Linked DNA regions of Homo sapiens: region 2 is linked to region 1. Evidence: read pairs that join two places in POLR2A ChIA-PET (ENCODE). Cell type or tissue: PC-3. All regions are shown on one strand. Region 1 overlaps BICC1 (BicC family RNA binding protein 1). Region 2 has its middle 80 kb from the start of LINC00844.

What was found. ChIA-PET counts read pairs that join two places held together with the same protein. Peaks named below come from ENCODE experiments on the same cell type or tissue, not always from the same donor. Only the 100,000 strongest peaks of a DNase experiment are listed, where the experiment ranks them.
Region 2: POLR2A ChIA-PET joins it to region 1 with 5 read pairs; 3 of 35 experiments call an interaction of 5 or more read pairs at or near these places.

Annotation. Positions count from the first base shown.
Region 1 is chr10:58,818,707-58,822,706 of GRCh38, reverse strand. BICC1 (BicC family RNA binding protein 1) reads right to left here. Exons shown (of 21, transcript NM_001080512.3): 20 at 2,239-2,338. Among named protein-coding and RNA genes, the nearest start is that of LINC00844, 180 kb to the left of the region's middle. In PC-3, a CTCF peak has its summit at 3,655 (motif pointing left); DNase peaks (open chromatin) are centred at 1,576 and 3,596; H3K4me3 peaks cover 1,128 bases; H3K27ac peaks cover 2,361 bases.
Region 2 is chr10:58,917,640-58,921,639 of GRCh38, reverse strand. No RefSeq gene overlaps it. Among named protein-coding and RNA genes, the nearest start is that of LINC00844, 80 kb to the left of the region's middle. RefSeq lists an enhancer at 967-2,166. In PC-3, no CTCF peak of the experiment used is centred here; DNase peaks (open chromatin) are centred at 869 and 1,509; H3K4me3 peaks cover 1,185 bases; H3K27ac peaks cover 2,204 bases.

The DNA.
Region 1 (4,000 bases):
ATTGCTTTCAGAGAAAATAATTTACCAGGTTCAAACAAATGCACTCAACAAAGTAAGACAAAATTATTCTTAAAATAATCAAGTCCTTTATGCTGTGCAGAGCAGCCATAAAGTATTTTAGTCAGTCTCAAACTCCCTTTAAAAGCAAGAGGACCTGGTGAACCCCACTGAGAGAGGAAGTCTGCAAAAGTACTATATAACCTCAACAGAATGACAAAGAAGATGATTAGAAAAAATATTATTTTTTTAAAATAGAGAGCTTGAAACCTTTCTGATTCCCATCTTACCTCCCCCAAAAGATACTGATATATTCCAGAGGAAAGGTATTGATGATCTATCTACAACCTGTGAATGTATTTACAGCTATCTGCTTGTTGCTAAAATCTTTACAGAATTCAGAATTGGGTTGGGACACCAAAAAATGAACTTAGTTTTCACTATATCCTCACTGCTATTCCATGAATCTCTAGTGAAAGATTATGGAGCTCTGGACTACACACTTCACTGATAGAAAATTGCTGGCCTGCAGGCATATTTCAACAGTACAGGTATGGTGAATGCATAAGTTAATCACGTTTCAAACTGCAAATAAATTTCATTTGCAAATTAATAAAATAATATGAAAACTTTTAAAGTTAGCTTGAGTCTAGGGATAGCCCCCTGAGGATGAGCTTTACAGAAAACAAATTTTAAAAATTACTCTATTATCATAGATGGTAAAAAAGAACAAGTAATAAAACTATCGTTTTGTCCATTTTCACTAAGCCTGATGATATCACATGAAAGGACAGATCTTAGAAATGGAAGGTGACCTTTGTACAATCACAAATTCCAATCTACCTTCATGATTAACAAACCAAAGCCAAGAGAGGTTTGGAAACTCACTCAAGGACTCATGACTTAGCATAAGTAAAGCCCAGATCTCCTAATTGAATCCAGTGTTCTTTCCACTATACCAAGATGATCTTATGAGCAGGAATTATGCATTTTCCCTGTGGAGTTCCATTAATAGAGCCTCTTGGGTACACACAGTATATCCGAGAAGAAATTTTAGAAGAAGTTCTGGGAAAACTGATGAGTGTAGAACTCTATCCACAGAAGAACCTAACAGGCTGCCACCAGGAAGCTCAATGGCTGGATTTCCACTCCTATTTCAAAGCTGCTTTGCCTGTATCTGCTTCAGATAAAGATTTCCTATGGGAAGATGGGTGGGGCATTCAACATGCCGCTAAAATAAAATGGAAAACCACTGAGGTTTTAAATTTTATCTGCTGATCTGATTAGTGAATGTTGTCTGGAATGGACTTTCACCAGTTGGATGTAACTGCTGGCTTCACTGAGGCATAGCCTGCAAATTCAGTGTTCTGAAAAAGCATTCATTTTTCCGCAGCACATGACACTTGGCTTCTGCCCCTGGTGTGTCTGTCTTTCTGAGACTGGGACACATATAAACTTGACATTCAAGAACTTTATTGGCAAGTCTTCAAAAACTAATCCCATTCCCTCCTTAAAATTTCCGCATATTTTTCTAAACGCTTTTTTGAGGTTCATTACTATGTATTTGCCAACTCCTGACTCATCATCTGGCTCAATTCCTTTCAAATGAGTGGCACCCAATAAATACGTATAGAGCATTTTCTAAAATATATATGCAACAGATGCACAAAGAAAGTGGCCTAGGGAGACAGACATTATTTTCCTTCATTCTGTGACTATCTTCAGGATACTATGTCCTGTGACTCATAAATTCTATTAAGACAGTGGGAAGACTAAGAAGAATTAAGACAAGTAACACTGCCAGATTCAACCAGCATTCTTTTCTTCTCAGTGCAATGAACTCAGTCGGTGTGCAAGGACACAAACATTTGAAACATAACTGCCAATCAAGAATAATTATTCACTAATGTAATGATTACTGTTTAACACAACTGCAAAGAGGAGAATTAAACTTTCTCCCCAACTTCTCATGTTCTGCATAGGGCGATTTTGGTTAGATCTTTCTGAAGAGATCTATTTTCATATATGACCCTTGTTAAGGCAGGTTTTCAGGCAATGCCTTGATGAAAAAGTAAGACAGTCTCAGGATCTGTCACACTGTTGACAGGAAAACCCTCTGAAACCACAACCAAGGTGTTAGGTTAGTAAGCCAGCAGTTAATGGGTAGAAACAACCCAATGGCTGAGACCACTGGCAGAGGTTATTCAGATTTTAACATATGAGTTGAATATTTATATTCACCTGAAATTGCAAGCAGCATTTTCCTCCTGGCACCAAAAGTAGTTATTCCCAGCTCCTTCAGATCCTGATCTGTGAGAGTGAGGAATGTCTGAAGATCGATCTGTGGGTAGAAAGGTCAATCTATAACCAATGTATTAATTACTTATTTTCTTTCCCACTGTAGGATCAACTTGTTGTCACACTTATTTATTAATTATGCTCTGCCTACTTCCAGAAAAGAAAGGTGGTAGCACAAACCTAAGAAACAAGAATTAAGAAAGGTGGTGAAATGGAAATGATGATTCTAGCAGAAGACTTAGCTCTGAGCAACCCGGCAACTATAGCAAGAAAGGAAACACAAAGATTGTACCATTTTTGTGAACTGATAAAAGGAAGAGCATTATCTGTTCAGAGAAGAGAAAAATATTTCTTAGGTTGGGATTTTAAATTGGTTAAGTGTATCTTTATCTTTATAAGAAGAAACTAAATAATAAAACAGATGGCATCTTCCTTTGTGTTCAACACAGGATTGAAAGGATTGAAAGAAGAATTCCCAGACACAATCAGATCTACAGTTCACTTGGCTCAACTCAGCAAACTATCACTGAAAGGGACACAAAAGAAGTATTTGCAGGAACTATAAAACTGCACTGTCTGGCATCAGGAACAAAGCATGAAGGGAAACTGCCCAAGGATCCCCCACCTTCCTTTAAAGATAGTGTGTAAGAAGAGAAAGACAACAGATTCTGAAGCCAAAGAGACTTGGGTTCGATCCTGACTCTGCCATTACTAGCTGTGGGCACAGAGGGTTGACAATACTGTATCTTGCAGAACTGTTGTAAGCATTCACTATAACTATAGATATAAAGTACTGGGCTTACCAAATAAGACAATTGGCAGGTATGGTTAGTAATAATGCATGTTGATATATCACCTGTGAAAGTTGCTAAATGAATCTTCAACATGCTTACAATAAATTAAATCTCATGAAGTTACTTATGGGGGATTCTTGTTAAATCACATCTGAGTATTAGAAAATATCCTACACTGAAAAAAGCAGATGACCAAATTTCAACATGCCATAAACAGGTAAAACTTTTCATTAAATGATATTGAAGATAATTTAAATTGTCCTGTTTTGATTTGGAAGGTACATCCAGGTCTTAGAAAACCTTAGGCCATCATTTATCACAGTTCTAAAGATATGTTTTCAGAAATTCTATAATAGAGATTCTTCAGCTCAAGTGTTCCCCAGCTTTCTCTTAAAGGACCAGATGGTAAATATTTTAGGCTTTGTGGGCCACAATGTCAGTGTTGCAGTTACTTAACTACGCTGTTATAGCTGGAAGGAAGCCATAGACAATATGTAAACAAATGAATGTGGCTGTGTTCCAATAAAACTTTACAAAATCAGGCAGTTGGCCTACAGACCACAGTTTGCTGACCCCTGCTGTAGTTAATAAAATATTACATTAAGTCCCTCTGGCTTTATACTTTCATGTTTTTTTCCTTCTTGGAGTAATTGGAATAAGAAATACCTACAATTTCTATGCTTCTTCAAATAGGAAACATAGATGAAAACAAACCCAGAATATCATTGAATTAACATTCAATCTCTTGCTTTTTGACCTTCTGTGCCTGGACACATTAAAATACTTCTGCTTCCAGCTACCATCATCTAACCAGCAAGACAAAATAAGGAGATATATTCTTTAATGCACTGATTATGAAAGGTTTATTCAGCTTAGAAAATTCTTGGTTAAATGAACACTAACTCAGATGT
Region 2 (4,000 bases), 99 kb before region 1:
TGCCTCGATGCACTAGGGGATTTTGAGATCCATTTAATGCATTATTTATAAGCTTCACAAATACTACAAAGAGGTTTTTTTTTCTTAGAAAGAAACCAAGACACATCCAATAAATAATTATTGTGTGCCTTTTATGGCCCAGGCACTGCTCCAGACACTAGGGATAGAGTGGTGAACAAAAACAGATTATGCCCATATGGAGTTTACACTCTGGTAGGGAGAGACTGGCAGACATGTAAGCCAATATAGCATCAGATGTAGATAAGAACTGAGAAGAAAAATAAAGCAAAATAAGGGAATCAAGAATGACGAGGGGTGCTTTTTCAGACCATTCATTTAGGGAAGCCTGCTCTTAAAAGATGAATTTGAGAAGAGAACTGAATGCAGGGAAGAAGCAAGCCCAGTGAAGACTTCAGGCGAAGGAAACAACAAGTCTACGGCCCCGAGGTGTATCCATGTTTGGTATATGTAAAGAACAACAAGGAAGCTAGTGTGGCTGGAAGAGAATGAAGAAGGGAGATTAATCAGGAATAACGCGAGAGACAGACCCTCATAGTCCATAGTGAGGAATTTGTAATTCATGTTAGATGTAATTGTAAGTGTGGCAGGTAACAGTGGATGAAGAAAAACAAGCTAGGAATCTAGTGTACTAATTCAGGAAAAATAAAGGTATTAAATGATTCTCCTAATAAGATAAAATTAACTGCTCAATCTGCACTTCAAACTTAAATCTGTCTTCCTCCCAAGCTGATGATCTTTGCTCTATGACATTTGCTTCTCCCTTACAGCTTGACATTTTCATTTCTCTGGAGCTCTTTATGAATATGAGTAATCAGTGATGTCTCTTTGCCAAATCAAAACAGGAAAAACAAGGAAAATCCCCCCAAACTGACAAAAGAAAAAGAAATTCCACTGAATTTAATAAGCTTGTGGCTGTCCTATTTTTTCAAACCCTGGGAAGGAAGAACAATTTAAACTTGCAGCACTGATACTTCACTAGTATCTTTGACTGCTGACTCTGAGCATTATCTTGTGAGACTCCCAGACTCACTGAAATCTCAAATTGCTGCTTTTCTGCCTGCTGAGTGCTGTGAGTTGAAAAGAACCGAGTCATTTGTTTCCTCCACAAGCCTGAGGTATTTCGTGAAACCACATTTATTTCAAGGATGCTTTCTTTCTCATGGGAGACTTTTAAGTCCCAAAGGTCAACAGAAAGCCTTGGCATATGATGCCTTTTTCATCTTGCTAACAGCAGGGAAAGAATAGAATGAAAGAGCCTAACAGTAAGAGAACATAAGGAATAAAAGAAGCAACAAGGTAATTTCATTTACCTTTTGCAGTTAAAGAAAGGAAACAAGAATAGCCCTAGCACAGAAATAATTACCTGGTTAGCATTCTGCAACCTTGCTGGATTTGTGATGCTGCAGGAATATTGATGAGTCTGACTAGTAACTTTGGTCAACCAATGACAGGTTCATGACTCCTCTCAAACAGCAGGCTGGCTTTTATAGACTTTCTGAGTCACTTCTCACTAATGCTAGCCCTCCTGAAGCTCCACTCAGGTATGAGTAATAGGGAGGTGGCCATTTCTCCCTCTGTTCCGTCTTCTTTCAGAGAAGCAATTATCTTCTTTTGTTGTCTAAATCAATAATAAATCTCTCCACCATTATCAGAACACTTGAAGAACACTGGTGGGTTGGTCCTGGATAATAATCCCTAACAAGGCAAATGCATGATTTGCCCATGGGTGTCAAAGATGAGAGAGACATCCAAGTGGAGCCAGACTGCCCGAGTTCAAATCCTAGCTCCTCCACTTATGAACTATGTGGGCATAGCTCAATTTCCAAAACTTCAGTTCTCTGATCTAAAAATGCAGATGAAAATAGTAGTATTTACCCTAGATTTACCTTGTAGTGCATTAATATAGAAAACAATATCTGGAATAACTTTCCCCCATGATAATGCATATTCACATACAACCTGATTAATTCCCACCCTCTACCCAGCACACATCCCAGAATTCTACTGACTCTGTATCCCAGGACTATGCGAGAGAAAGGCGTGCCACCTAATTAACAGATCCCTGGAATCATTCATGCTGACCTGGAAGTCTGGGCTAGGCTTTCAGGATTCACAATGGCTCTTCCCAGATGGCATCAATCCATAGCCAGAACAAGAATGGATTAGAATTGTCCCAGGGAATTCCTAGCTGGCTAACAATAACTTTTCAATAATGATTCACCAGAATTTTAAATTATTTGTACCCCATAATTGCATTAGATAGGGCTTTTGAAGTATAAATCAAACATTTAGAACACTGCCTGGGCAGAGGAGTGCTGCATATAAAACTATTGGGTATTTATTTGTTTGTTTATAGTTTTAGTGTCTCAAAAATCAGTAAAACTTAATTCACTTCCATTCTTTCGCCATTAACAGAAAACTGGAAAAAGCAAAAATGTTTTGCATTTACAAAGATAAATGGCCTCTTTACCCAGGGACCGAAACCTCAAACAAGTGTGAAAATGAAAATGCCCTCCCCCACATCCCCTGAGCTGAGCCTTGTCATCACAGACATAGCCTTCAGTCCACTGGCCAGGGACCCTGTATATGAGCAATTCAAGATGAGGGCCAAAAAATCAGACCCATCTGTTCCCATGATATAAAGTTGAACAGAAGCTACACCAAGGGTCTAATGTCTGTTTTCTACAGGACTCTGGTGGCTACTTATTAAAAAACAAAAAACAAAAACATCAAGATTCATGTCAGGCAAACTTTTTAATTTTTTTGTTGTTTTGTTTTTAAATCAGTAAAAGAAATTGGGCCCTAGAAGCTGCAGTGATCTAAGCAGTGGCATTTGTGTATTCGTATTTTCACTGTTGGGATTATTGCTATTAGTCCTCTGGCATGAAGGGGGACATTGCTGAGTCTAATACTCACAACTTGTACATGTTTATCTCATTGCAACAATAGAAGAAAAACAAATAACTATTTTGTAATATTAATACTGAAAAATAACTCCTTTATCTATAAAATAAGAGCAAAAGATGACTATGTAAATTGTCACAGTTGAACTAGTTGTGTGGTGTGAAGAATTGAAAAGTAATTGGAGTTTGGAAGATAACTTGTAAAAGTTTACATCTTAACTGAAATTTATATCCCATAGAAAATGCATTTTTAAAATGATATTCCTTCCATCTTTTTTTTTTTTTTGAGACGGAGTCTTGCTCTGTCGGCCAGGCTGGAGTGCAGCGGCGCGATCTCTGCTCACTGCAAGCTCTGCCTCCCGGGTTCACGCCATTCTCCTGGCTCAGCCTCCCGGGTGGCTGGGACTACAGGCGCCTGCCACCACGCCCGGCTAACTTTTTTTGTATTTTTTTAGTAAGGACGGGGTTTCACCATGTTAGCCAGGATGGTCTCGATCTCCTGACCTTGTGATCCACCCACCTCCGCCTCCCGAAGTGTTGGGATTACAGGCGTGAGCCACTGCGCAGGGTCCGTCCTTCCATCTTACCTCCTCTGGGCCAATAAGATACTAGGATATCTCCAATGGTATCAGTAGAGGAATTAACTTTTTTGTTTGTTTGCTTGCTTTGCTATGATTATTCTTACCACATTTTTGTGTCTGAGCTTTTTAGCATTAAATATTTAAGAAGTTAGCAGGAAAAGGGCTGACAAAAAAGAGTCTCAGAGAGAGAGAGAGTGCCTGACAGTCTCCCAAGTGATATTTTTGCTCCTTGAATACAGGAACCTCATTTTCCCAGTCTGTGTGTCTTCATATGAAAGTGAGGATGCTATGACTTGCCCATGGAGTTACTGTAGGCTAAATATCCTACTGTTTGGTGCTCAAAAGATATCATAGGCTTCCTTCCTCAGATCTGTAAATCAAACTTTAAAAATGATAACATCACTGGCACAGATACTTCACAGTGAATTGTAATCCCAGCAAGGTGAGGCAAGAGGTGGGATCAAAGCCTCCTAAATCCAAAGAAAAGATTGATTT